2 separate regions of the Homo sapiens genome follow, and region 1 is linked to region 2. The links are chromatin loops, found by intact Hi-C in ENCODE. Cell type or tissue: endothelial cell of umbilical vein. All regions are shown on one strand. Links, peaks and the distances in the headings refer to the core of each region. The heading gives the core; the rest is flanking DNA.

Region 1 (12,254 bases), core at 227-8,226, 350 kb after region 2:
GATTGAATCAGGAAGATACTTAAATACTGAAGAGACCAATATGAAGCTCTGAAATTGAGTAAGTAATAAAAAATCTACCAAGCCAAAAAGCCCTGGACTATATGGAGTCACAGCAAAATTCTACCAGAAGTATAGAGAAGAACTAGTACAATTCTACTGAAACTATTCCAGAAAAGTTGAAGAGAACGTACTCCTTCCTAACTCATTCTGTGAAGCCAGAATCAGCTTAATACCAAAACCTGGCAGAGACGCAAAAAAAAAGAACATTCAGGTGACCACTGTTGATGAACATAGACTCAAAAATTCTCAACAAAGTACTAGCAAACTGAATCCATCAGCAGCATATCAAAAAATTTATCTACTATGACAATACAGGCTTTATTCCTGGGATGCATGGCTGGTTCAACATATGCAAATCAATAAACGTGATTCACCAGATAAACAGAATTAAATCAAAAACCATATGATCATCTCAATGGATGCCGGAAAAGCTTTCAATTAAATCCAGTGTCCCTTCATGAAAAAACAAAACAAAAAAAAAACCCTCAACAGTTGAGGCTTCAAATAAGCATACTTCAAAATAAAAAAGAGCTATCTACAACAAACCCACAGCCAATATAATACTGAATGGGCAAAAGCTGAAAGCATTCTCCTTTAGAAATGAAACAAGCCAAGGACATCCACTCTTACCACTCCTATTCAACATAGTACCAGAAATCCTAGTCAGAGCAATCTCGCAACAGAAAAAGAGAAAAGCACCCAAATAGGAAGTAAAGATTAAGGCAAACTATCTGTCTTCACCCAACAATATCATTCTATACCTAAAAAACCTTAAAGACTTCAACAAAAGTCTACTAGAAATGATAAAGGATTTTAGCAAGGTTTCAGGATACAAAATCAATGTACAACAATTAGTAGCATTTCTATACAACAACAACATCCAGGTTGAGAGTTAAATTAAGAACACAATCATATTTACAACACCTAGGATGAAAATAAGATCCCTGCAAATACAACTAACCTAAGATGTGAAAGATCTCCACAAGGAGAATTACAAAACACAGCTGAAATCTGAAGCTGGATGCAGTGGTTCATGCCTTTGGGAGGCCGAGGCAGGTATATCGCTTGGACCCAGGAGTTTGAGACCAACCTGGGCAACATAGTGGAACCTCATCTATACAAATTGTTTTTTGTTTTTTTTTTTAATAGCGAGGCATGGTGGCACATGCCTGTAGTCCTAACTACCCTGACGGCTTGAGGCCAGGAGCTCAAGCCTGCAGTGAGCTATAATAACTCCACTGCATTCCAGCCTGGGTGAAAGGGTGAGACCCTGTCTCAAAAAAGGAAGGAAATAAGAAAAGGAAGGAAGGATGGAAGGAAGGGAGGGAGGAAAGGAGGGAGGGAAGGAAGGAAAGATGGAAGGAAGGAAGGAAGGAAGGAAGGAAGGAAGGAAGGAAGGAAAGAAGGAAGGAAGGAAGGAAGGAAGGAAGGAAGGAAGGAAGGAAATTTTGATAACACAAATAAATGGAATAACATTCCATGTTTACAGATTAAAAGAATCAATATTGTTAAAATGGCCATACTGCCCAAAGCAATTTGTAGATTCAAGGCTATCTCCATGAAACTACCAACATCATTCTTCACAGAATTAGAAAAAACTATTCTAAATTTATATGGAACACCCCCAAAAGCCAGAATGGCCAAAGCAATTCTGAGCAAAAATAATAAAGCCAGAGAGGCATCATACTACCCAATTTCCAGCTATACTATAAGTGTACACTAACCATGATACTGTTACAAAAGCAGACACTTAAGCCAATGGAACAGAATAGAACACTCAAAAATAAAGCTGCACACTTACCACCATCTGATCTTGGACAAGGCCAACAAAAACAAACAACGGGGAAAAGGCACCCTATTCAATAAATGGTGCTGGGACAATTCGCTAGCCATAAGCAGAAGAGTGAAACTGGATGCTTACCTTCCACCATACACACAAATTAATTCAAGATGGATTAACGGTTAAAATGTAAGACTTCAAATTATGAAAACTCTAAAACAAAACCTAGGAAATATTTTTCTCGACACTGGCCTTGGCAAATAATTTTTGGCTAAGTTTCTAAAAACAATTGCAACGAAAACGAAATTGACAAGTGAAAGTCAATCAAACTAAAAAGCTTCTGCACAGCAATAGAAACTATCCACAGAGTAAACAGCCAACTTACAGAATGGGAGAAAATATTTGCAAACTATGCATCTGATAAAGATCTAATATAACAAATCCATAAGGAAGAAAAAATGACAAGCATAAAACAACCCCAGTCAAAAAGGGCAAAGCTAATACAGGAGCAGAAAATCAAACTCCGCATCTTCTCACTTATAAGTGGGAGCTGAACAATGGGAACACATGGACACAGGGAGGGGAACAACACACAGTGGGGAACAACACACAACACACAACACACACTATAATTTTCTGTAGGGGGTTGAGGAGAGGGAGAGCATCAGGAAAAATAGCTAATGCATGCTGGGCTTAATACCTAGGTGATGGGTTGATAGGTGCAGCAAACCACCACCACACACGTTTATCTATGTAACAAAACTGCGCTTCCTGCACATGTACCCCAGAACTTAAAATTTAAATCAAGAAAAGGCAAAGGACATGAACAGATATTTTCTCAAAAGAAGACACTCAAGTATATGAAAAAACACTCATCCTCACTCATCATCAAATAAATAAATGCAAGCAAAAACCACAGTAAGATGCCAACTCACATCAGTCACAATAGCTATAATTAAAAAGTCAAAAAATTAGATGTTGGCCAGGCTGCAGAGTAAAGGGAATGCTTATACAACTACTGTTGGTGGAAATGTAAACTGGTTCAGGCACTGTGGAAAGTATTTTGGAGATTTCTCTAAGAACTTAAAACAGAGATACCCTTCGACCCAGCATTCCCATTACTGGGTATATATTCAAAGGAAAATAAATTATTCTACCAGAAAAATATATATGCACTCGTATGTTCATCAGCATGTTATTCACAACAGCACAGACATGGAATGAACCTAGGTGCCCATCAACGGTGGATTGGATAAAGAAAATGTGGTACATATACACTATGGAATACTATGCCTCCATAAAAAAGAATGAAATTATGTCCTTTGCAGCAACATGGATGGAGCTAAGGACATAATCCTAAGCAAATTAGTGCTGGAAAAGAAAACCAGATACCACACATTCTCACTTATAAGTGGAACCTAAACATTGAGCACACAGGAACATTAACATGGGAACAAGACATGCTGCAGGCTATGGGGGTGGGGGAGAGAGGGGAGCATGGGCTGAATAACTACCTACTGGGTACTATGCTCACTACCAGGGTGCACTGTACAAAAGTAACAAATCTGCATATGCACTATCTGTGTCTGAAAAAAATTGAAATTATAAAAACCAAGAGAATATGTTTCTAATGAATGTAGACTTTATTTGATGGACTGGATTAGAATATAATATTTTTTTAAGGGGAAAGGCATTGGGGGATGCACAATGTCTACAGGTTTCTAAATCTCTCTGGTTTCTCACCTAATTCATAGTCTCTTATGTCATTCTCATAGTTTTCATATTCTGCCTTTCCACCTCTTCTTTTTAACAAGTAAAATTCCTCATAGCATACAAAAAACCAATTTTATAAAAAACCCCTATTATAGATCAGGGACCTGTGGATTATATGCTATTAGAACTACACAAAATGTCTCTGTATAGTTTTCTGTATCTTTGGAATATCTTTGGGTGAAGCTGCAGACCTTCTTGGTGAGTGTTACAGCTCTGCGCAGAGCCAAACAGTGAGCAGCAGCAAGACTGCAAAGAGCAAAAGAACAAAGCCTCCACACTGTGGAAAGGGACCCCAGCACGTTGCTGTTGCTGGCTCTGGCAGCCGCTTTTATTCCCTTATCTCACCCCACCCACATCCTGATGATTGGTCCATTTCATAGAGAGCTGATGGGTTCATTTTACAGAGAGCTGATTGGTCTGTTTACAATCCTTTAGCTAGACACAAAAGTTCTCCAAAGTCCCCACTAGATTAGCTAGACACAGAGCACTGATGGGTGCGTTCACATACCTTGAGCTAGACACAGCATGCTGATTGGTGCATTTACAATCCTCCAGCTAGACGTAATAAGTTCTCCAAGTACCCACCGGACTCAGGAGCCCAGCTGGCTTTGCCTAGTGCATCCCGGCCGCGGGCGGAGCTGCCCGCCAGTCTCTGGCGCGCTCCCGCACTCCTCAGCCGTTGGGCGGTTGACGGGACCGGGTGCCGCGTAGCAGGAGGTGGCGCCCGTCCCCTCGGGGTGGCGCGCGGGAGCCCGCGGCTGGGGGGCGGGGGGCAGGGGACGGGGGCGGGGAGCAGGGTGAGGGCTCCAGCATGGCAGGCTGCAGGTCCCGAGCCCTGCCCCCTTGCCCCGCGGGGAGGTGGCTGAGGCCCAGCGAAAATTCGAGCGCGGCGCCGGCGGGCCATCACTGTTGGGGGACCCAGTGCACCCTCCGCAGCTGCTGGCCCGGGTGCTAAGCCTCTCTCACTGCCCAGGGCCGGCGGCGCCAGCCGACCGCTCAGAGTGCGGGGCGCGCCGAGCCCGCGCCCACCCGGAAGTCGCGCTGGACCTGCGAGCACCGCAGGCAGCCCAGGTTCCGGCCCGCGCCTCTCCCTCCACACCTCCCCGCCGGCAGAGGGAGCCCGCTCAGGCCTCAGCCAGCACAGAGAGGGGCTCCCACGGTGCAGCTGCGGGCTGAAGGGCTCCTGAAGCGCGGCCAGAGTGGGCTGAGGCCGAGGAGGCGCCGAGAGCCAGCGAGGGGATGCCAGCAAGCTGTCACCTCTCAGAAATACAGGAAGAACATCAATAATGTTCGAAGTTATAAAGTAGGTTTCTATCAAGAATAAAACATAAACGATCAAAGAATTCCTTATAAAAACATTTTTTATTTCTAGGAAGCAAAACGTAAATATAAAATTTGAGAGTCCACCAAAAAAAATTAGATGCCAGATTTCACTATAATTATCAGGGAAGCGCCCAAACGGGTTGTTTACGGCGCCTCGGGGAAACTTTCTGTTTCGTGTTAAGGGTCTTGAACCATGATGTTTAGAAAACCGTGGGCTGATGCTTTCAGAACCTCTGTGATTGTTGCCTCTGACACTGCATCCAATAGACTAGCATGTTGATTAGGGAAAGCTAAATTCAATAAAATACGACTGTAAGTGGGGTCACCACCTTGAGGGGTTATGTTAGAAGAGTAGATGATAAGGTGGTATCGATAGGGTATTGACGTCTGGGCTCACATGGTTGCCCGGGGCCTTTCAAGACCAATGACTGATAAGAAGAGGTAATGTTCAGGACATAGAGTTTAGGATTGGGGGACACTGTGAGTTAAGGGCCATGACAGAAGTCTTCATAAGTAAACTGTTATTGACACAAGCTGCTACCTGCCCAGGTGAGCAATCTGTTGGCCCAGAGGAGAGTTGCTTACTGACATAAATTGATTTGCAGAAATTTCCTGAAGCAAACAATAAGTTATTTATTGGTTTGCAGCCTTACTTTCCTGAAAAATAATTTTCTGGAATGAATTGTGAAATCATGTTGACACAGATGGCCTCAGGTTTCAGTTCGGATAATTAAGCTGTGTAAATATAGAAAGTCTAAGGTTTCTGTGTGCTGTTGATTCACAGTATGCAACAGTGATCATATTACTTTTATTTACTATGAGCTTCAGCTGAAAAGTCCAAAAGAAACTTTAATTTCAGATATTTAATGAAATCATTATAGCTGTGGTAATTTCCTTTAGCTGGGTGTGAGTGTGTGATGTGAGCGTGTGATTGTGTGTGTGTGTGTGTGTGTATGTGTGTGTGTACTCTGGCAGCATATTCCAAATTTCTGTAAAATTTCAGTTTGAAATTAATAGAAGACATATTAAATTGTTTAAACTCTTTGTTATTTAACTTCTATATTACTTTAGTTGATTACTCTGTATTATTACGGCAAAGCTTTGATATGTTGCCCTGAATTTAAATGAAAAGGCTGTTCGGCATAAAAACAGGAATATTTTATTACCAAAAAGAATTAACTACCATATGTCATTTACAGAAAAGAGTAAATTCTTCAGGGCATAGAAAATACACATTTCCTTCTGTTTGTGTGGAAATAAGCAAAATACCTGTTATAATAGATTCCTCACAGAATTTTGTGAAGCTTCAGGTAAACTTGAAAGAGAAAAATTAAAATGCTAGAGTTTCATAATTACAAATTGGGATATAAAAATAGAATAATTATTTGAATTTTGTATTCCTCTCCAGGGGATCAAAAGTAATATATGAACTTTTAATAAATATTGATATAGCTTCACGTTGACTCCACATGTGAGCAATTTGCTTTCTGTTAAATTCACAATTGCATAATTTTTTTCAGGCTGGAATGCACTTGGATGCCAGAGATTTTGATTTCTTAATGTGAAATAAGGTGATAATACATTCCAAAGTATATATTTTTTCAACTTTAAATATATCTGGTGTATTTGGAGTAATATCAGAGTAAATACACTTATATGTAAGAGAATCAAAGGAACAAGATATTATTTTATATCCAAGGAAATTAAAACACTTAGAACATAAATACATATTGCATTACTTCATATTAAAGAAATGCTTTACAAAAGAAAATAAAGGAGCTTATTTTATAGCCCCATTTCCACAAATAATAGCAAAGGTACATACACACATCTAATGTTTTACACACTCATTATTGTTTCTCTTAAAATTTGTTGCTTATACTATTTTAAAAAGCAAGCCTATAGATTGTTGTGTGTATATACATCTACACACAACATATATATATGTGTGTGTGTATATATATATATATATATATATATATATATATATATATGGCAGCAAGCAAGAGAATGGGCCTCTTCCTACTGAGGTTTAACATTTGCATGTATATGTATATTTTGATTCACATAGACTTATTGTTCTTTAATTACATGAACAGTGATTCCTGGTTACATTATTGGAAAATGGAAGCAATGCTCAAAGAGCATCACCTAAATTTCCATCATATTTTGCTCTCAATATATTTTGTACATCCAAATATATTGTGATTAATCTGCATACATTTTTGCTGTTCTAGGTGACGCTGATATGAGGCTAGGTAATACACGACCTTAGTCTGCATGTTGTACTTGTGTAACACACATAATTTTACAGTGCTAACAGGTGCTATAATAACTTACTATAGTTAATGATGAATGAAAGAAGGAAGATGTTAAGATGTTAGGGAAGGACTCAAAAGATGCAGTGCTTGAGTTAGAATTTTAAGGGAGATTATGCAAAAGCAGTCACTTAAGGTGGGTTGGGATAATCTAGAATGTGGGAATGATGTATGCAAAGTCACACAGGAGAGATACAGCATGCATGTTTAGAAAATTGTTGATTACATATGGAAAGTTTGCATCCTAGAATGTCAGGATTTTAAGCTAAGTGGGGTTCAAATTAAATTTTTCACATACTTCGCTGCATTATAATAACTAGTTTATGTTTAACTCATCCACTAAGTTATTTGAAAAGAGATGCCAGTGTTCACTCAATCTAGTTGTCTGTCATTAATAATTTAAAAATAATTGAGATTTTAATTTTGGTCTGCTAAGCCTGTTTAATTAAAATTTGACATTAAATAAGATTTTACAGGCCTCATTTTTTTTTCAGTCATCACAGTTTGAATATTAAACATTACTACTTTTATCTCCCTCAGTCAGCATAAAACATGCTACTTACGGTTTTAATAACGAAATTCAATGAGCACCAACAAAATTTGATGTAACTATTAACTTTGAAATTTTATTGAACTAGAACTATGCCTTGGGTATCATTCAAAGCATTTAATTGTTGCAATAAAAAACTTTGAGATAAATTGAAATGATGGACAATATGGGTCGAAAGCAACATTGGCTTGAGGGAATAGGCTAATGTTTGAGAACAGAATTGTTAAGGACAAGATTGGATGTTTATATTATTTTAGGAAAGGTACACTCTAATGGAGTTTAATTCTAAAATGTTTACTATTATGAAAATATTATATATTATATGATCATTATAGAAAATTAAAACTATAAGAACATCAGAAGCAAAATAGCCAAAGTCTACCTAAACCCAATTAGAAGTGAATACTATTAATCTTGATTTGCATGTTTCTAATCTTATTATTATCAAATTAATAAACAGCTTTCAGATATTCTGCTTCTCCCTGTTACTAGATCAGGATAATGTCATTTATGTACAGGCATCTCCTGCTTACTCAGTTCAGCATTGATCAATAAATATTTTAGACTTCCATTCAAAACACTTCCATTTTTCTTTTGCCCATATTCTTTTTATTCAGTGCTGCCTGTTTTCAAATACACAACACTTTGTCAAACAAATTCCAACATTAGATCGGATATAGTTGGTATCAAAGTAGTAATACACATTGCCATTCCTAATCCTCAACGCATTGATCCTGAAAATTATTTGTAAGAATAGAAAAATACTGGATATTTCAAATTAAGTCTCATTTTGTTGCTTACACATGAGAGACTGGAATTAACCAACATAACCATTACAAGGTGATTGAGCAAATGAATAGATGGAAAATATTATAGAAACTTTACTGCAGTTCATCAACCATTGTGGTCATTAGGCCATAGGAAAATACAGTGTGATAGTACCCCTGTCTTCTTTTCCATTTGTTAAGTCTCATATCCAAGTAACAGTGGATAGACCTTATGAGAATACAAAGTGAGATAAAAATAATTTTTGGCTTTTCAATGTATCTTATTTGATCTAAGAGGTATTTCCCCGACTTTGATGCAATAATTATTGTCACAAAATTTGACTTTATTAAAGACCATTTTAAGGATCTTTGCAGCTGACAGCAGTGACTTTTTTACCTCCTACAAAGTTTCAACTGACAGTCTTATTGTCTCTGACTTTCCCAAATTAATGACATAATTAGTCACCAGGGCTTTGGCTGCTCAATAGGGATTTAGTAAGCAATGAGTCATATGTTGGGGAACACTTCAACAAACAAAATGTTGGCAGAGAAAGATGTATGAATCAGCTAGGAAGAAACACTATTCTATCATTGAGGATCTTTCTCCTATTAGATATCACAGAAAAATTTTCATATAGATTACCATATGAGTGAGCCAAAATCTCTAGGAACAAAAAAGCTTAGTATAATTATAACTCCTTGCCATGATTTAACTCAAAATTTCTTTACTTATTTAGCAATTCTATAAACAAGAATCATTTCTGTTAAGGATACTAAGGAGAGTGTTCCTATTGAATCAGAACATTTAAAAGAAATAATTGAGGAACTCACACATGTAAAACGTCATTAACCAAACTAAAATAAAATGTGAGGGCATAAACTTAACCAGAAATGTTTAAAACCTATATATAAAAAAAACTAGAAAACACTTCTGAATGGCACAAATTTGGACTTGAGCACGGGGAAAGAAATTCCATGCTCTTGAAAAAGCCTTAAAATCATAAATGTGCCAGTTCTTTAAATAAACTTATATCTTCTATGTCATAACAAAACGATATTTTCTAGAATTTCTTTGTCCAGATTTAGAAAAATAGACAAATTTACTTGGAGGAATAAAGAAGCAAGAATAGCTAGAAATATCCTATAAAATCAATGGAATTTGGAGTCAATACAAAATATTAAGCAATTCTTAAAGCTTCTATGATTAAAATGAGTTATAAATACAGATAGATGAAGATCATATAGAAAATCAAGACACTGACAGATATGGAAAGGTGGTATATAATGAAAACATTTCAGATCAATGAGGGGGAAATGTTAACTGGAAAAGAATATTAAAAAGGCAATGAACTCAATAAGACAACAAGAAGCAAACCACAGAAAAATAACTGGACTGGATTAAAAAGAAAATATTTTAGACACTTCAAAAGTAAAATATTCAAATAACCAATGAACTTATTAAAAGGTTTTTATTTATATTGGTTATCTGAAAAAATAATTCAAACCACAATGAGATGTAAATACTTGTCATTCAGAATCCTGAATTTGAAAGGAATGTTTTAGAATTCTAAGTTGAAGAGAAAATGCAAAGTATTGATGAGAATGTTGACTAATTAGAACACTCAAATTGATGTTATTGGCATAACTTAGTTCAAATAATTTGGATAAAGATATGTAGTAGGCCCCAAAATTCTACTTGTAAAGATGGTTTCTCCAGAAAGGCATGCATATATATAGCTAAAAAAAAATGTGTACTCATGAAAACACTTTTCAGAATAACACCAAAATAACCCCAAACTGTGGGCCAAAAGTGGACTAAAATACTTATAAAGAGTACAGTAAACAAATAAGTTGTAATATGATCACCTAATAAAATATTAGAGAAATAAATGTAAATAGTTTCATTTGCAGGTCATATAATCAATTAGTCTCACAAATGTAATATTAAGCAAAAAAATGCGGTTCAAAACACTACACACACTATTTGATTCCTTACTGATAAAAGTTAGAATAGTGTTATGTTAGGAGGGATGGGTGGAAATCAGGTGTGTGACTATTACATTTTCTTATTCTGGATGATCATAGTATTTTAAAACTCACTAAGCTTTAAACTTATGTGCATTTACCCATGTGTATACAATACTTTAATAGAAGCTTCAAATCAATAAGAAAACATAAAACTGTCTGATGGAAAAATAGCTTGAGGAAATGAACAGGTATAGCAGAAAAGAAGGGCTGCATATAGTTTAAAAACTTGAAGAGATGTTTAATCTCTTTGCAAATAGAAAAACATACGCATTTAAATTGAAATACCATTTTCATGTTCCAAAATTAAAATTATTAGAAATATGATGGTATACAGTGATGGTAATATGGGAGAAAGGAAACATCCTAGGCAATTTGGCTAAGCTTTTCTGAGGAAGATTTAGGCAATATGCCATTAAGATTTAATGTGAACAAATGGGAAATTTGCCCACATAAATCAATGGAAAGATACTCTATTTTTCAAAATTTAATCTGAAAATACCTAAGCCCCTGATATTTTTCTAAAAACTGGAATGTCCCTGTGGTCATTGGGTTTTAGAGACATAATTTTCACTGTGATGGTCATAATTTTAAAAGGTTACATCATCCATTTTTAGTTAACATATATTGTAGTAACATCACATATCTATGTAATAGAAAAATAGAGTCAATTCATGTAGGGACAGACATGAAAATGACAAATACATATAGAGATAGAAAGGTATCTTGTGCATTATACTGAGAAAGACAATAGAAATAAACAATTTATATGGGTTGATTTATTTTAATTAAGATATATAAGTGGTTAGATAAATGTTAAATAGGTCAGTATGTAATTACAGAAAATGACAAATTGTTATGTATGGTACATTTGCAGGCATAACACAGACATTACATTTTGGAAAATTGTGTTCTATGCAACAGTGCCAAGTCTAATGAAAGTAAGAGGAAGAGGAATTCAGCCAAAGTACCAACCCCTGTTATCCATTCCTTAAGAAAGGAACTTCTTTATACACTCAAAAGAGGGGATTCTTTTTAAATTTGCTTCCAGGGGGACATCTGCATACACATACACATACACACACACACACACACACATACACACACACACACACATTTACATTATATTTAAATGTGTGTGCATGATATATACATGTATTTATTTATTTTATACGTATGTGTTATCCAGGTCCTATATAGGAACACACACACACACACATTTTGAATCAAACACTCTTTCGTATAATTTTGGTGACAAATGTATGCAGTAAATGAGAATACTTTAACTTTCCAAAAAGCTATTCAAAAGTATAATTTTCAAATAAAATATATGTTTGTATGACAACAGATGATTTTTTATAAATAATATATTCTGCATTATCAATCTGCCACTGGTTTTTATTAAATAAAAAAACCCATAAGTTTGTATGCTCTTAAAATACATATAACATTTGTAAGAATAGTTTTTATGTAAAAATAATTATAGTTCACTATAACTATGTTAAAAATAGACATAGCCAGGCAAGTCGCTCATGCCTGTAACCGAGCACTTTGGTAGGCTGAGGCGGGCAGATCACTTGAGGCCAGGAGTTCAAGACCAGTCTGGCCAACATAGCGAAACCCCATCTCTAATAAAAATACAAAAATTAGCCGGGCAT
Region 2 (17,659 bases), core at 3,671-11,670:
CTAGGAACTTTCATCTTGACTTTAAGCCCATTGAGTGTAGGAAAATAATTTTTTACATCCACAATTTTGTTTCTATTTAAACAGCACTTGTTTTTTTATATGAAGTAACTCATTTAATCCACAACTATATAATATTGTTATCCCCCCATTAAAACTGAGCTCAGAGAGATGACTCAATTTGCCTCTTAATATTTTATCCTTTGTTCCTCACCTTTTCCCCAGCTTTTCCCAGTGTGCATATGGTGAATGCTTATTACAGGAAATTCATGAGAAATGCACATGTTATAGACTAGAGAATGAAGTGTACCTGCCAATATGAGTGGATTTATTTTATCTAGCACCAAGAGTAGCAAACTGAGTAATAATTCTCAGTCATGATCCTGTGGTTGTAGTGTATACTCTGATTCAACTTAGTTTCACTCCTGACTGAGAAGCTGGGACTCTGCATTTGATGGCAATGGAGTGGGCTGATTTCTTTCCAAATAAGTTGAGGTGGGACTCCTGGTAGAGTAAGAGGGCTTTAATAGGGTATGTCTGGGTGCCTAAAAGCTTTCTCTCTCTTTTTTTTTTTCAGAGACAGGGTCTCTCTATGTTGCTCAGGCTGGCCTTGAGCTCCTGGGCTCAAGCGATCCTCCCGCCTCAGCCTCCCAAAGTACTGGGATTACAGGCATGAGCCACCACGCCCTGCCCTAAAAATGTTCAAAAGTCGTATTTACAGCTACTCTCAAATTCCTTTTTTTTTGTGATTCCTTATAAAACCTTTCTCCCTGCATTTATCTTGTTATATTACAGTAGAATTATGAGGGGAAAATCCTTTGGTGGAAGTCTAGGGACATGCTCAGTTCCCAGGAGGCTTAATGTGAATTTTAGTGAATTGCTTAAGATCCAGTATTAGATCTGCTGGTCCCTGCCCACCCCCCTTTTATTTTTTGAGACAGGGTCTCACTTTGTCACCCAGGCTGGAGTGTAGTGGCATGATCCTGTCTCACTGTAGCCTCCATCTTCTGGGCTCAAGCAATCCTCCCACCTCAGTTTCCTGAGTAGCTGGGACCGCAGGCATGCACCATCACGCCCAGCTAATTTTTAAAATATTTTTTGTAGAGATGAGGTCTCACTGTGTTGCCCAGGCTGCTCTCGAACTCCCGTTCTCAAGCGATCCACCCACCTTGGCCTCCCAAAGTGCTGAGATTACAGCCACGGTGCTCGGCTCCCATCTTGAAATCAATACCTGACAGAATATTAAAGAAAATGAAAATTGGCCGGGTGTGGTGGCTGACGCCTGTAATCCCAACACTTTGGGAGGCCAAGCCTAGTGGATCACTTGAGGTCAGGAGTTCGAGACCAGCCTGGGCAACACGGTGAAACCCTGTCTCTACTAAAAATACAAAAATTAGCCGGGTGTAATGGCGGGCCCCTGTAATGCCAGCTACGCAAGAGGCTGAGGCAGGAGAATCGCTGCTTGAACCCGGGAGGCGGAGGTTGCAGTGAGCCGAGATTGAAAATGAAAAATTTTCTATCTTCTGTTACCAGGGCCCTTGAAACCACACTTTTTTCGCACCCCTTGTTAACTGGAGACACGAAGGCGGGCGGAGGGGAGAGGCCATCGGAAACCTGGCAATGTCTTTTGCAGCTGCATGGTGTGTGCCCAGCCACCTTCAGCAGTTATTGTGGCCAGTCTGTGGCTGACCTGGGCTATCAGGGTTAGCGCACTCCAGTGAGCTCCCCCAGCACATTGCCTGCAAATGAATTCAGAGAACTTCTTTTTGTTTTTCACCTTTGCCTCCAATTCCATTGTGTCAATTATCATTGATTATTTAATCAGGACTTTATGGTTGGACGTGCAGCTTCTTCTAATCTTTTTTTCTTTTAAGTGTTTAAAAGAATAATGCTGACATGAGTCAATTTTAGTTGTACAAATACAGCTATTGTGTAAAAATTGTCAGAAGCGGAATTGCAGAGTCTAAGAGAGACCATCTTTGGTATTTATTTTGTTAGCAAGAAAAAAATTGAGAGTCTGATAATTTAGGAAAATACCAGTCACAGGAAAATACCAGTCACAGGAATACAGGTGGAAACCTAGCTAGAGGTCTCCACCCCTTTTATTCGTGCTCTATTGTGACGTCCAAAGCCTGACCCAAGGAACTGATTCAGGTAGAGGCGACGCCAGCTCAGTGTAGGGGGCAAGCTCTGCAAGACCTTGGCCGAGTGACTTCTGCTGCTTTTTGCTGTGGGGACTCTACTGGATGGACCAGCACATGAGAGAGATGGAGTTTGGAAACAAAACAAGTGGTTCAGAAACATGGGATTGCTTTCATATCTACTGGCATTTAGAAGGAGCTTGGTAAATTTAATCAAGAAACAAGGAAATGAAAATACCCAAGGAACACCAGGGGAAGAATAATGGTTGGATTTTCATTTAATTTGCCAGACACAATCCCTGAAGTAAGAAAATACCGTTTCTCATGAAATTCCGGCACCCGAGGCTCAAACGGCCAACCCTACGGTTAACAGCCGAACGCGCTAACCAATTGTGCCACAGAAATGAATGTGGTGGAATATCTCCATTCCAACAAGGTTATTTTACTTTTTTTCAGTCTAAACAATACATTAGAAAGGAGGCTACTTCTCCGTGTATTGGAAAAATGTTTTCCCTTTTTTTGACTCTCATTGTTGCTATGTTAATGTGTTTTAAAAACGGAGGTTTATAGGCTTGCCGCCGTGGCTCACACTGTAATCCCAGCACTGTGGGAGGCCGAGGCGGGCGGATCACGAAGTCAGGAGTTCCAGATCAGCCTGGCCAACATGGTGAAACCCATCTCTACTAAAAATACAAAAATTAACCGGGCGTGATGGCGGGCGCCTGTAATCCCAGCTAGTTGGGAGGCTGAGGCAGGAGAATTGCTTGAACCCAGGAAGCAGAGGTTGCAGTAGGCCGAGATCGCGCCACTGCACTCCAGCGTGGGTGGCAGAGCAAGACTCCGTTTCAAACAACAACAACAACAACAACAACAACAAAACACAGAGGTTTGTAATAATACAGATATTATTCTTAGGAACATAAGAGTGTTAATTGGGTGGAGAGCAGGACGCGGGACTGGTGCGTTTTGCAAAATAAGTATGAGTAGAATCAAAGGAAAGAATTTATTTTCGGTTCAATAAGGAAGTTTTCACTGATAGTTCAGTTGAGAGAGAAACCACTGGAAGGCTGTTGCATAGAAGGAAATATATTAAATGAGAAAGACACCAGCAAGAGCAGAGGGGAAAACCATTTAATGGAAAATCTGATACAAATATTAAGGGAAAGTAAGGGGCCAAACACCAGGACATGAAACCAGAAACTCCTATACATTAGTGCTTGTCCACCAAACTGCGAGCCTGAAATTGCGATCATACTTTATATTTGTGTTTTAAAGAGTAAGTTGGTGACAGATTTTATTTCTTTTCTGCCTGTCTTCCTGCTTCCTCTTTTTCTTTCTGCCTTCCTCTCATTCTCCAGTATGTATACCTTCTAATCATTTTCTTCTGGGTTTTATTCTGAATATTAGGATTTTCTAAATTTGTTCCTGTTTTTCTCATTTTCTTAAGCATATGTGGGTTGACCTTTGAAGTACGATGATGGGTAGGGGGTGGGTGGATGTTGTGATATTCACTACCCTATTTGTCTTTCTAGTCCTTTCAGTGACATTTAAGCCCAAGAGTCAGGTTACATTAGGATGATGTCCTCAACTTGAACTGTTGACTCTTGGATGTCCTCTATTCGTTTAGTCTCCCAACTAACAGTTATTGAGTGTCTGCTAAAAGCTAGGCACAGTTCTAGGCATTCGGATACATCAACAGTACACAGCAGAGACTAGGGTGGATTTTTCAAGCTGGGGAGAAACACATAATAAACACAAATAAGTAATTGTATCTATTTGAAGGTAATAAGTTCTATGGAGCAAAGAAAAAGTCAAGCAGGGTAAGGGGACCAGGGAGTGGGAGGTATGTGGTTTGCAATATTAAACAGGCAAGTTAGGGTGGCCTCTTTGTTTATGATATTTTGGAATGGCTTATTGGAGTTTTGATATATCCATCTTTGTCTTTAAAAGATGTCTCTCTGAGAACCTAGGCTGAAACAGACAAAAGAAACTGGATAGATCTTTCAACAGCAATTATGGGGAGTTTTGAGAGGAGGTGCTCCCTGGGATTGGATGAAGATACCAGTTAGGAAGGATGTAAATGTCTATTATTTAGGAATAGACAAACCTCATAATCTATTTTACGACCAAGAATTCTGTATTTGCCATTTTCAGAGATTTGGGTTGGTGGCTCAATGTAGAATGCCCTTTTCTACGGATCACTATATTCCATGTTGGACTTCTGGTTGGCTTGTTTAGTTTTTTCTTTGGAATTCAGTGCTACCACACAGACGTGTGCAAACACACCCACACACACACCATTAAACAAACAAAGGCCAGTGGGTCTCTTGGCTAAGGATTCTATGGTGCATATGCAAGAAATGCTACTGATAAGGAATGTTATATCAAGTTTCTCAAGAGTGGATAAAGCTGACCAATCTAGCTGCTATACTTGGAGAGGATAATATGGATGGTGTAAATTAGAATTGTATATAAGCAATAAGTTAGAATATGGACAGTCTTTTTTTTCCCCCTTTTTTTTTTTTTTAAAGAAAATGGACATTCTTTCATGATTCATCAAAAGAATCATTGGAGAAACTGATTTATCATGTGACCTCAAGTGTTTCTTGGAAACCTTTTGGAGGAAAAAGAAATTAAACATGCTGAACTGGCTGAAAAAAATATAGAAGAAGCACTTTCAGATCATATTAAATATATACAAACTGGAAAGAATCTATGCACACAGAAAACACCCAATTTGAAGTGACTTTTAAAGTCTTCAGCAGAGTTAGCGGCATGACAACAGAAAGAAATGAAAGTCTGGACAATGTTTGCTCCACTTAATATGGAGAAAAAAAATGTCCCAAAATAGATGATGATCTGAGCCATGCACATGAAAGTTGCATTTCTACAGAAAATGGGCCAAACGTCTTACAGAAAATCCTGAAAGTGCTATTTGTTCTTCACAATGCCAGATGAGTTCCCATGAGGAAAAATTATGATAACTGGAGGTCATCGAATCTGCTTGCTGAGAAAAACTTAGTTACATAAGAAAATAAAATGAGCCAGGCATTGTGGCTCATGCCTTTAATCCCAGCACTTGGGGAGGCCAAGGTGGGAGGATTGCTTGAAGCCGGAGTTCAGAACCATCCTGGCCAACATAGTGAGACCTCATCTCTATTTTTTAAAAAATTAAAAATTTGTTGTATGCATTTTATATTTATTTTATATTTTATATATAAAGGAACATAAAATGCATACAACCAACAAAGTATATTGAAGCCAAGATCACATGCAGCTTTTGGGAAGAGGATCCACATGCTCCTGTTCTAACAGGGCCACTTTGGAAAGGCCCAGGACAATATGTTTCCCTGGAATATCAGATCACTAAGGAAGGTTAAGCTAGGTGGGCTCAGAAATCTAGAATCCATAGTTGTCCTGTGAGGACCTGAAGAAACTTAGGATAAAAGACAAATGATTTCCCTAGAACGATTCCATTCTGATCCAGATCTTGCTCCAAAAAGCCTTTTGACTTTGATAGACTTGCTGAATCTGAAGACTTCAGAAGTTTCAGTACACCTTAAATGGAAATAAAGTCCGATAGAAATACTACAAAGATGTACCTGATGAGAACAAGTGACTTGTCTCCCCCACCTGAAAGTGGAATGGCTGGCTCAAGCATAGTTCTGCCATCTCACAGTCAGAGTCCCAAACATTCTCATGAACTCCAGGGGCATTTCATGTTCCAAAGACTTCTGTTTGCTCGCCCTTCTTTGGAGAGTATATATGGATGTTCCCCAAGTGCTTGTTCTCCTAAGTGATTTCCAGGACCTAACACACTCTCCATTTACAATGCCAAGTTATTCTCTCCTAATTGCTGTATTCCTCCCCTCCCATTTGAAAACCCTGAAGGTAGATGTGACCCGCACTTAGGGTTAGCTGAGCTTTCAAATAAAACTCAATCCAAAGATCCAAAACCATAGTGAGGAATTCTTTGGTCCCTTGTGTCAACTAATTCTGAATTATCTCTTATTCAATGCAAATAATGTTAGTTAAGTAGTTATAAAATTGGATCAAATGGAAGCCTGATAGAATTTTAAATCTTAGTGCTTCCATTATATCCTAGAAGAGATAGTATAAGTATAGTAATTGTTATTATCTGGTCTTCTATAACAAAAACTTCAGTGGAAGTCTGACATGAGCAGTTTAGCATTTGGAGAAATTTGGAAGTGCAAAGGTCATATTTCTATGTCATAAATTGTGTTTATTATAATTCTTAGACAAATGTCAAAATAACTTGTTTACTAATACAATTTAATTTTTTTTAAAAAATCATCTGTATATTGCCAAAATTAGCATGATAATTTGGGATATGGGAAGAAACATTGAGGACCATGGGGTAAAGCAATGTGTTGCTGGTTTTAGGGTTGTGTGAGGGAATAAGCAGTATATATTTGCATGAGCACTACATATTCCAGTAACTGAGGCAGATCTAGAGTCCAGGTTTTCTGAAGTTCAGATTTGGATCTTAAGCGCAGGGAAAAAGGAATTTTATAAGAAATTTTTAATCATTTCTTAATTTCTATTCAATTTACTTTGCAACAAACATGTAAAGGTATAAGTTTACCTCTGCAATAAGGTCTGGAAATAACACTTTTAAAACTTCTTGCAGTGGGGTAACTTGTAGTAGGAAAACTCACATAAACACACAAATTCAATATAAAAATGATGCCAGTTGTCATATGTGCCAGTTATCACATGATTGTGTCCCAGCCCTGAATCCACCCTCAAGTACTGGGCTTTGAGATGTGGGGCTTGGGCTCTGCAAAACATATTTCTCTTTTGCTTGCGGTTCCCTGTTAGATTCTGACACTAGAGGGCCCCAGGAGCCTGTTCATTCTCTGTTACTTTATTATAGGGCAACAGCCCTTCACCCTGGCAGTGATAGAACAGTTTGTTTCACTTTCCAGATTTTGAAAAGTGCCTGCAGACCCAGGCTCATTGCACCTTCAGAGGTGCCAGGGTCATCTAGGAAGTGTCTCCTTTTCAGATACTGAGTCTCAGCTCCACAAGACCCCAATCCTAGGAGCTCCTGAGGTACTGACGGCAGCCAGGATGCACTTTCTCTTCAGAGGTCTAAGCCCACATGCCGGGATCTCTCTTCTCACTTTCTAGTTTCTGATACCAACTCCTTTCCTTTATTCCCCACCATAGTGAGTGGGAGCTGTTTGCTGCAGTTTTCAACTCTGTGTTACCTTTTTGTGTTTTAGATTTCTAAAACCTGAGCAAGCATTCCCTATATGAACTTCATGTTGAAATGCCTCACGTGGTTTTTGAGTTGCTGACTAATTTATTTCTCCTTGATGTCTATCCGAATCCTGCCCACCGTTTCAGGCCCAAGTCTTTCCCCACGGGTTTTTCTCTTTGCAGACTGGATGAATCTCCAGGTCCTCCAAATGACTACATTATATCATGTACACCTCAGTTATAGACCTCTGGGTAGTTATTTTAGTATTCATGCTTTATTACAAACTTCTAGGTTTTTACAGTCATATTGAAGACATGGTATTTTGTTACCAACTAGGATATATGCTCTTCAGGGACAGAGAACAAACCTCAATGTTCTTGGGATGTTTTTCTTGTTTTTTTTTTGAAAATCAAAATGGTAAAAGTGAAAATAAATATGCCCCATCCAAACTTAGAATTTTCATTGGTTACAGAGCTGAGATGATCCAGGAAGCTGCCACCTAGCTAACAAGCCTGTCCTATTTGGGAGAGTATGGGCATGGGGGATAATTCTAAGTTAGGAGAAAGGTCTTTAAGTGTTAAAAAGACAATTAGGCCAGTCATGGTGGTGAAGGCCTGTAATCCCCCCACTTTGGGAGGCCAAGGCGGGCAGATCACTTGATGTCAGGAGTTCAAGACCAGCCTGGCCAACATGGTGAAACCCCATCTCTACTAAAAATACAAAAAACAAAAAAAATAGCCAGGCGTGATGGCACATGCCTGTAATCCCAGCTACTCAGGAGACTGAGGCAGGAGAATCACTTGAACCTGGGAGGCAGAGTGAGCCGAGATTGCACCACTGCACTCCGGCCTGGGCAACAGATCAAGACCCTATCTCAAAACAAAAGAAAATTATTCCAAAGTATGTTCATTATTCAGAATTCTTAACATACACTAGGGGTGACATAGGCTGTACTGAGGTCAAAAAGATGGACAAGAACCAAAAGAAGAAAGAAGCAAGGGTCAGCCATGCCCTATTCCTTCCCTGTTTCCTCTGTTTCCTAAACCCTCACTGATGAAAATCAATGCATGGTTTGACAATTCAGAAATTCGTATTTGAAGACATAAAATGGTGCTGCTTTCTTTATCCTGAAAACTTGGCCCCAGAATATGTTAAGAAGTAAAGTTCAGTTCTTACCAACATACCATCTTTGGTAGACAGAATGACTCCCTCAAAGATATCTAAGTCTTAATCCCTGTAACTTGTGAATGTGCAGCATTTCATGGCAAAACAGACATTGCAAACGTAACTAACGTTGTGAATCTTATAATAGGAAGATCATATTGGATTTCTGGGTGGGTCTAATCTAATCACATGAACCCTTATAAGCAGAGAACTTTGAATTCAGAGAGATGCAGAAGGAAGAGAAACCAGATATTTGAAAAAAGAAAAAGACTTGACAAGCCATTGCTGGCCTTAAGATAAAGGAGTCCATGAGTCAAGGACCTTAGTTATAAGAATACTAGAACCTGAAAAATGCAAGCAATCTGAACGATCTTGGAAGGAGAATTTTTTTACAAGCCTCCAAATAAGAGTCCAGCCCAGCTAACACCTTGACTTTGGCCTCGTGAGGTCCTGAGCAGAGCACCCAGTTGGAATACTCTGTGCCCAGACTCCTAGCTCAAAGTGCTGTGAAATAATAAATGGGTGGTGTTTTAAGCTGCCAAGCTTGAGGTGATTTATTATGGAGGCAGTGTAAAACTAATTTATCATCTTTCATGCAAGTCAATTCCTCCTCCAACTCAAAGAGCAAATATACACAAATGTCAGACAAAGTCACAAGAGAAAGGCTTTTCATAAGCAAACCAGGGGAGACAGAGATGAGTCTAGTAAAACAAATGGGGAAGGAAGGGGAGGTGACAGCTGTAAGCAGCAATGGGCATTCGGCCCACTCCAAAATTGTAGGAAAACTGTCTAAGAGGTTCTTTCTCAAGGAGCAAGGAATCTGACTGATGTTTTCCAGGCTAACAGTCTTAAACCTCTAGGTGTTTAAGGCTAAATGGGCAGAGAGAGGATGGGGATGGAACATCATTTTTCTTTTCTTTTCTTGTTTTTTTTTTTGTTTTTTTTTTTCTTTTTTTTTTTTTCGACGGAGTTTCACTCTTGTTGCCCAGGCTGGAGTGCAATGGCATGATCTTGGCTCACCGCAACCTCTGCATCCCAGGTTCAAGTGATTTTCCTGCCTCAGTCTCCTGGGTGGCTGGGATTACAGGCATGTGCCACCACGCCCAGCTAGTTTTGCATTTTTAGTGGAGACAGGGTTTCTCCTTGTTGGTCAGGCTGGTCTCAAACTCCCGACCTCAGGTGATCCACCTGCCTCAGCCTCCCAAAGTGCTGGGATTACAGGCGTGAGCCACCGTGCCCAGTCTGAGTATTATCTTTCTAAGGGACAGTGCAGACTTGGTGGGAGGCAGTCATTCAGCAGGAGTAGCATCCACAGTGTCTCTCAGGGGATGATCAATGTTTCCCAAGGATAAGCTAGATTCAAGATTTTCTTAGAGCTCCTCCAAGGACTGTGTATGAACAACTAGTGAAATGTGGACAAACAGGCTCCCTACGAAGCCAGAGGGGGCCGGGCCTGGTGGCTCACACTTGTAATCCCTGCACTTTGGGAGGCCAAGGTGGGCGGATCACTTGAGACCAGGAGTTTGAGACCAGCCTGGCCAATCTGGCGAAACTCCATCAAAAAAAGCCAGAGGAAGAAAACCACACTTTAAAGCCAGACCAAGGAAGGGAAAGATTAAAGGCAAATGCAATTTCCCACCCCCAAGATGCAAGTGAGGAAAGACTATCTTCCCTTTTCTTCAGGCAAGCATATTCCCAGGGAAAAGCAGGAAGGTAAGACTCCTATCTGAGCTTACATATTGAAAAGAGAAATGCCGGCCGGGCGCGGTGGCTCAAGCCTGTAATCCCAGCACTTTGGGAAGCTGAGCTGGGTGGATCACTTGAGGTCAGGAGTTTGAGACCAGCCTGGCAAACATGGTGAAATTCCTTCTCTACTGAAAATACAAAAATTAGCTGGGTGTGGTGGAGGGCGCTTGTAATCCCAGCTACTTGGGAGGTTGGGGCAGGAGAATCACTTGAACCTGGGAGGCAGAGGCTGCAGTGAGCTGAGATCGCAGCACTGCACTCCAGCCTAGGTGGCAGAGGGATGCTGTCTCAAAAAACAAAAAGTAAATAAAAATAAAAAATAAATAAAATAAAAAGAGAAGTGTCAATAGCATGGGCAGAAAAGTTGTGGAAATTTCCCAAAGGTTGTTGCTTCTGGGCTTGCAGCTGTGGCTGAGCTCTTGTCTTATATCCCAAACTGATGGAAAATGAAGGTGCTGGTGCTCTGACAGGTCCTTCTCCCACTGAACCCTAGTCAGGGGGCATTGGTTCCCTAGGGGCACTTCTGCTGCTTAACAGGCCCACTCTAAGCAGGACACTCTGACTGAGGCAGCAGTGAAGAGGTTTCGAAACCCAGGCTTACTCTGTGGTGCTGTCTCCTTTGAAGGAAAATCATGTGCCCTGAATAAAGGATCCTGGGTGTTCAGGACCAAGTATACCCCAAAAGACTGATGGCACCAGTGGTCCTACTAGGGCCTGCTTCACTGATGAATGCTCCAGAAATGGAACTCCTGACTGAGCTAGACAGACCTATCCTAAAGCACCAGTGCCTTAGGATTGGCATTTCTCCAAAAGGAAGGCTCATGGGGCTGTGCTATCAAACGCTGAGCCAGTGGCCTCATTGTCAGGTGACTGTGTGGGACCCAAGTGGCCTTCTTTCTTTCTTTTAGATTGGGCTTCTATACTAGCCTAAATATAGATGGATCAGAAGATCCAGAAGGATCTGTATATGTAGGAGAATTAAGGGTTGGGATGCTTACAGGAATTGGTTTAGAGCAGGGATGGTTGGGGACTTGGCAGACCTGTCAGCCTGAGGGGTCAGAGGTGGCTTGGTGGGGTCAGTGATGAGTAATGTGGTAGAAGCAGGAGTCAACCAGGAGTAAGTGACTGTTGGCCTCAAGTCTGAAGAGGTGCCTGGAAGTGTCTCTGACTTCGAGGACACCAAAGGGGTCAGCAAGCTGGATGTCTCCTGAGGCAAAGCAGCCACACAGGTTATCCCTCCAGTGGACTATAGGAAGGCCAGTGGGCCTGGGGTATTCTGCATCACTTTCAAGCTCTCCAGCTTGGATTAGTGCTCCCAAATGGAGGGGTAGTTGGAAATGGTGCAGTCCCAGCAGCAGGTAGGGTGACAGAAAGGATGGGCTGAGTGGCAGGCACAATCTCAGGATAGTCATTGGTGGCCTCAGTCTGCTCCTTTATGACTTCGTTGACCTACCAGAGTGCAGCTTTCTTGTCCAAGTTTTCTGCAGTGACTGCATAACCAAGTTGGGGAGTTGAAGACAGGATACCCTCCCCCTATGGCTTAGAAGGCTGTAGCAAAGTTTTGCTTTCATGAGGCCCAGAACTAACAGATGTGGGCGATGTATTCCTTGAGTTTTGCTTTGTTTTCTTCTGTGAGGGAGTGTCTGCAGCCTGAACCTCATTGTTTAATCCCTATACAGCAAAGTGTGGACAGATGTTTTTCTGTGCCTTTTTGTTTGTTTTTGAGAGGGAGTCTTGCTCTGACGCCAGGCTGGAGTTCAGTGGCATGATCTAAGCTCACTGCAACCTTAGCCTCCTGGGTTCAAGCTCTTCTGTGCCTTTTTTAGGGGAAGAGGATAATGAGTACTTTAGACATCAGGAGGGATGTGAAATTGCAAACTGGGACCTCCTCTCTTCCCTGTCTTTGAAATGTTTCCAGGAGAGCTGTAGGAGCTGCCAATGTCATTTCTGTTGGAGCTGAGGGGACCACTTGGGAATATGCTGGTCAAGGGGCTCTTGGAGGGATGATGAGACTTATTCTAGTGGTCATCTGAGCTCTGGGAATGGAGGTTTGGCTTCAAGGGACTCGGGCACCAAATAAACAGGGATCCCATTGGCTATCACAGTTGAATGTGAATATCTGGTCTCCTGGAGACTTGTTTTCCTGTCCTGGCTCAGGGAATATTGGGTCTTCCACTTTCATTTTTTTGCATTCTCTGAGGGCCTCGGTTTGATTTTTTGTGCCATAAGGGTCTGGAAGCTTTAAGGGTGCTTAGCTCAAAGTCGGCTTTGGTACTGGAAACTGGCTCACTTGGATGAGGTCAGGGGAAGCAATCTTGATGGTCACCAGGCTCCTGCAGGGTGACCTCCTGGCTAATCTGTGGAAGGGAGTGGGGCGAAACACATCAATGTATTGAACACTGCAGGGTCGTAGAGAGCCAGCGGCTGGCGGGCTTCTCCGAAAGCTCCTGGTCCCCCTAGGAAGGCGGCGGTGAGGGATCAGGCTTCTCCATGTAGAACTACCTTTGGTGAGTGATGTGGCTGGACCTGGGTTTTCGAGCTGGATACTGCCTCCAGGGAGTTTTCATTGGCTGCCGATGAGACCCCGCGCGAAGTGCACAGTGTTCTGGTGACAGGTGACCGTCAGGGATGAATGATGTGCACGGGTCTTCCGCGGCCCTGGAGCCCTTCTAGACAGCCAGCGCCCAGCACATGGGCACTAGGGACCACTGAGGTATAGCGACAACCCCAAAGAGCGTCCCCAGCCCCAGCTCTGCCACCCCCGTCCCCACCAGTTTCTCGTCCAGCCATCTCATTTATCACTTGCCTTAGCGAGGGCTTGGGAGACACCAAAGGAAAACAAACCCTGCGAAAGAGGAGCCCGGGCATCAGGACTGATAGGCCTACCCGGCTGCCTCATCTCCCGCTCCTGCTTAACTGCTGGAAGTCTCAGATTTGGGTTCCCGGGCACACGGGAACTCTCCCTCCGCGCTGTCCGGACCCTAAAGGCAAGTTGCCGGGGAAGGTTCCTTAACAAACAGCGGGCTTCCCGGTAGCCGGGTTCCCAGCCCAAGAACCTTCTCATTCACCTGCGCAGCGCCGCGGGACCTCACCCTTCCGGTGTGGTGCCAAGATCCAGACTGCCTGACTTGTTTTCGTGCCGCCGGACGGTGTGTTTAATCGATGCTGATGTTTTACTCTCTAGTTTGAGGACCCAGCGACAGGGCTTTAGCCCCTCTTCCTGCAGCTGCGGATAACAGACATTGGCTCTTTGGGAATTGCAGCGCGCTAGCCCAGGAGCGCCGCGCTGTCTGGGGACTGTGGGGCAGTGGTCCCTCGGGGCGGACAGAGCTTGGGTACAGGGGGCTCGCGCTCCCTGATCCCGGCTTCAAGGTTCAGCTTGAAGAGAGTCGGTTTACCTTTCCACCCACACCGGGCCCTGGTGCGGGTCGAAGGCCACAGGCTGAGAATTTGCTGGGAGGGGTCGGGAAGAAGCGTAGGAGCGCTGACCGCCTCCCCTTCCTCTTTCTCTGTCTTTGCGGGCGGCGCTACTTCCCTTTCCCGAATTCCGAGCCCCCCTCTCCAGGTCAAATGCTCGGCGCGGCCTTTCCGAGACTACCCGAGAAATTCTGACGGTGAGCGCCAGACAGCGGCGTGGTAGCGGCCTTCCAGGGAACTGCCTCTCGGGAGAGGAGGGGACGGGCGGGGAGAGGCCCTTGGCCCCTCTCATTCCCTGAGTCCCTGCGGCGGCGCCCCTCTTGGAGCTTGAGACCTCAGGGATTGAGGATCGCGGGGAGCCTCGGACACAGCAGGCAGGTGGTGTGGAAGGTGCCACCTTCATTCTTCGGTCTCTGGGGGCTCTGGCTTTTTCTTCTTACTGCCCATCGCTGGCGATCCCGGGGGGAAAGGGTCAAATGGCAAACTCTCTCGCAGGAAAATTCAAGTTTCCAGGGTTTTTGCCCCACAGGTCTTTAGAAATTTTTCGTTGAGTGAAAATTCTTCCTGGGTCCCTCTTCCTTCACGTCTCTCTCACCTATGACAACTTCAGATTGTGCACCAAGGATGGGAGGGAAGTTATCGGGAAAGGACAAGATTATATTTAGAATTCACTGGGGAGGTGGTGATTTCTGAAGACAGACCATGGGATCTTGGTCCTGTGCTTCTCAGGAGTCAGATGTGGAGCTGCTTTTGCCCTTGCTCTCGCACTGATCTCCCATAGGATCTGCATCTCCAGCCTCTCCAAACTCCAACTCATCCTACGCGGGACATCAAACCCACCTTTATACTGCCCAACGATAAAAAAATTGTTATTTCAAGGGCTCCTCAACCTTTGGATACAAAATGAGTTATCAGTAAAGCTAATTGGGATATTCCCAACTCACAGACCCCAGGGAGCAGCAGGGGGTGAGGAAGGATTTAGCAGCAGGACATCAACACCGGGGCGAGCAGTGCAGGCCTGATGGAGATGTGGCAGGGAGACACCTCAGTGCTGGAAGTCTGGATAAGGCACCAAGACCTCAGCACAGATCTGGGGTGTGTTCACAGTGGGCTTCTTTATTAGAGTGGAGAGTGGAAAATGGAAACAATGGAAATATCCAAAAAAAAATTGGAGTGTTTAATTAATATAAAGATAATTTAGATAAAGTCATGTGATGGGAAAACAGACAAGACAGACTGTGTGTGTGAGTGTTCTGTATCTTGTCCCTGATACACAGTATATTATGTAAATCATACTTCTATTTATATTTTAAAATGGCTATTGATATATAGATAGAGATGTGTTTACAAAGGCATAAAAGAACAATTGAAAGGATATAGATTGAACTGTAATAAAGTGATTAACTCTGGTTTGGGACTGGATTGGGAGGAATGGCAATGTTATAGTGGTATATTGTTCCAAATTTTCTACTTGTATTATATCTTTCCAGTAACAAAACAGTGAACATAATTATAATTTTATTTATTTATTTATTTTTGAGACAGAGTTTTGTTTTTGTTGCCCAGGCTGGAGTGCAATGGCGCGATCTCGGCTCACCACAACCTCTGCCTCCTGGGTTCAAGCGATTCTCCTGCCTCAGCCTCCCGAGTAGCTGGGATTACAGGCATGTGCCACCATGCCTAGCTAATTTTGTATTTTTAGTAGAGACAGGGTTTCACCATGTTGGTCAGGCTGGTTTTGAACTCCCAACCTCAGGTGATCCACCCTCCTCGGCCTCCCAAAGTGCTGGGATTACAGGTGTGAGCCACCACGCCCAGCCATAATTTTAATTTTAAAGGCAAAGAAAAAAAGAGTTCATTTTGGCAACTTGGAAGAATGGATTGGAAACCAAGAGTTTGGAGGCTGAGATGTGAAACAGTTCATTGGAAGAGTCAACATTATCCTGATATCAAGATCAAATAAAGACAGTACAGGAAAAGAAAAACTACTACTATCCTTCATAAATATAGACACAAAAATTCCCAGCAAAATAATAGGAATTTGAATCTGGCAATATATATTTAGAAATACAATTAGGAAAAAGGTAAGGATGTCCCTCTCATCACTCCTTTTCAGCATTTTACTGGAAGTTCTAGCTAATGCAATAAGACAAGAAAAGAAAATATAAGGTATACAGATTGGAAAGGAAGAAATAAAAACTGTCTTTGTTCACAGTATTGTCTATGTAGAAAATCTGAAAGAACTGAAAAAAATTCTTGGAACTAATAAGTGATTATAGCAATGTTGCAGGATATAAGGTTAATATACAAAAGTGAAATGTTTTCTATATACCAACAAAAAACAAGTTGAATTTGAAATTAAAAACACAATACCATTTACACCCACCCAAAATGAACATTAAATGCATACCACTAAGTGAAAAAGGCCAATTTGAAAAGGCTACATCCTGTATGATTCCAAATAATGTATATGACATTCTGGAAAAGGCAAAACTATATGAAGACAATGTAAGAACCAGTGGTTTCTAGGAGTTAAGAGTAAGGGAGGGTAGTAGGGAGGGATGAATAGACAAAGTACAGAGGATTTTAGGGAAAAACTGTTCTATATGATACTATTATGGTGGATACATGTCATTATACATTTGTCAAAGTCCATGGAATGTACAATACCAAGAGTGAACTTTAATGTAAACTATAGACTTTGAGTGATAGTGATGTGTCAGTGTAGGCTCACCAATTTTAACAAATGTACCACTCTGGTACAGGATGTTGATAGTGGAGGAGGTTCTGCATAGTGGAGGAGGTAGCAGGTATGTCGGAATTCTCTGTACTTTCTGCTCAATTTTGCTGTAAACCTAAAACTTCTCTAAAAAATAAATCTATTTAAAAACGCACCACTGGTAAATGGGGTTAATCCCTTAAGTGCAAGGCTGTTTGAATATTTGAAAATCAATCAATATTCTCTACTACATTAACAGATTAAAAAAGAAAATCACATTATCATATCAATGAATGTGAAAAAGCATTTGACAAAAATCAACCACCATTCATGATTAAAACTTTCAGCAAACTAGGAGGAGTTTGCTGTTCCTAGCAACTATTTTTGACCTAATAAATGACATCTACAAATTATGTATATTAGACAGCATATTTAATGGCAAAAGACTGAATGCTTTTCCTGAAGTTCAGGTACAAGTTAAAGATGCCCACTATCATCACTCTTATTCAATGTCTTACTGATATTTTTGACAGTGTAATAAGGCAAGAAATTGGCATAAAAAGTGGAAAGGAAGCAATAAAAAATGTTCCCATTCACAGATGACATTTCTGTCTACATAGAAAATCCAAGGAAATCTATAAAAAGTTCTTAGCACTGGCTGGGCATGGTGGCTCATGCCTATAATCCCAGGACTTTGGGAGGCCCAGGCAGGCTGATCACCTGAGGTCAGGAGTTCAAGACCAGCCTGACCAACATAGAGAAACCCTGTCTCTACTAAAAATACAAAATTAGCCGGGCTTGGTGGTGCATGCCTGTAATCCCAGCTACTCGGGATGCTGTGGCAGGAGAATCGCTTGAACCTGGGAGGCAGAGGCTGCAGTGAGCTGAGATTGCACCATTGCACTCCAGCCTGGGCAACATGAGTGAAACTCCATCTCAAAAAAATAAAAAATAAAAGATTCTTAGCACCAATAAGTAATGAGTTTGCAGAATACAAATTCATCATAAAAAAATCAATACTATATATACTATCATTGAATAATTGGAAACTAAAATTTTAAAACATACTGTGTACAGAAGCTCCAAAATATTAAATTACTTAGATATAAATCTAATAAACATGTGCAGAGTCTGTATATTAAAATTTACAAAGTGTTATAGACCTAAATCAAAGAACAGATAAATTAATGGAGGGATATACCATGTTCATAGATTGGAAGACTAAACACAGTTTAGATGTTAGTTCTC

Evidence for each region. Peaks named below come from ENCODE experiments on the same cell type or tissue, not always from the same donor. Only the 100,000 strongest peaks of a DNase experiment are listed, where the experiment ranks them.
Region 1: it touches region 2 in a loop (11-fold over the local background); 2 of 110 quality-filtered maps call a loop at or near these places.

Annotation. Positions count from the first base shown.
Region 1 is chr6:26,952,268-26,964,521 of GRCh38, forward strand. It overlaps LINC00240 (long intergenic non-protein coding RNA 240), which reads left to right and starts at 4,726. Exons shown (of 3, transcript NR_026775.2): 1 at 4,726-4,916. It also overlaps the pseudogene GUSBP2. RefSeq lists a silencer at 4,279-4,748 and an enhancer at 4,386-5,084. In endothelial cell of umbilical vein, for the core only: a CTCF peak has its summit at 4,724 (motif pointing right); DNase peaks (open chromatin) are centred at 4,114 and 4,754; H3K4me3 peaks cover 957 bases.
Region 2 is chr6:26,600,568-26,618,226 of GRCh38, forward strand. It overlaps LOC105374989 (a long non-coding RNA gene), which reads left to right and starts at 2,166. Exons shown (of 2, transcript NR_187833.1): 1 at 2,166-3,024; 2 at 4,089-6,094. ABT1 (activator of basal transcription 1) reads left to right here. Exons shown (of 3, transcript NM_013375.4): 3 at 1-172. In endothelial cell of umbilical vein, for the core only: a CTCF peak has its summit at 6,983 (motif pointing right); a DNase peak (open chromatin) is centred at 7,004; H3K27me3 peaks cover 1,326 bases.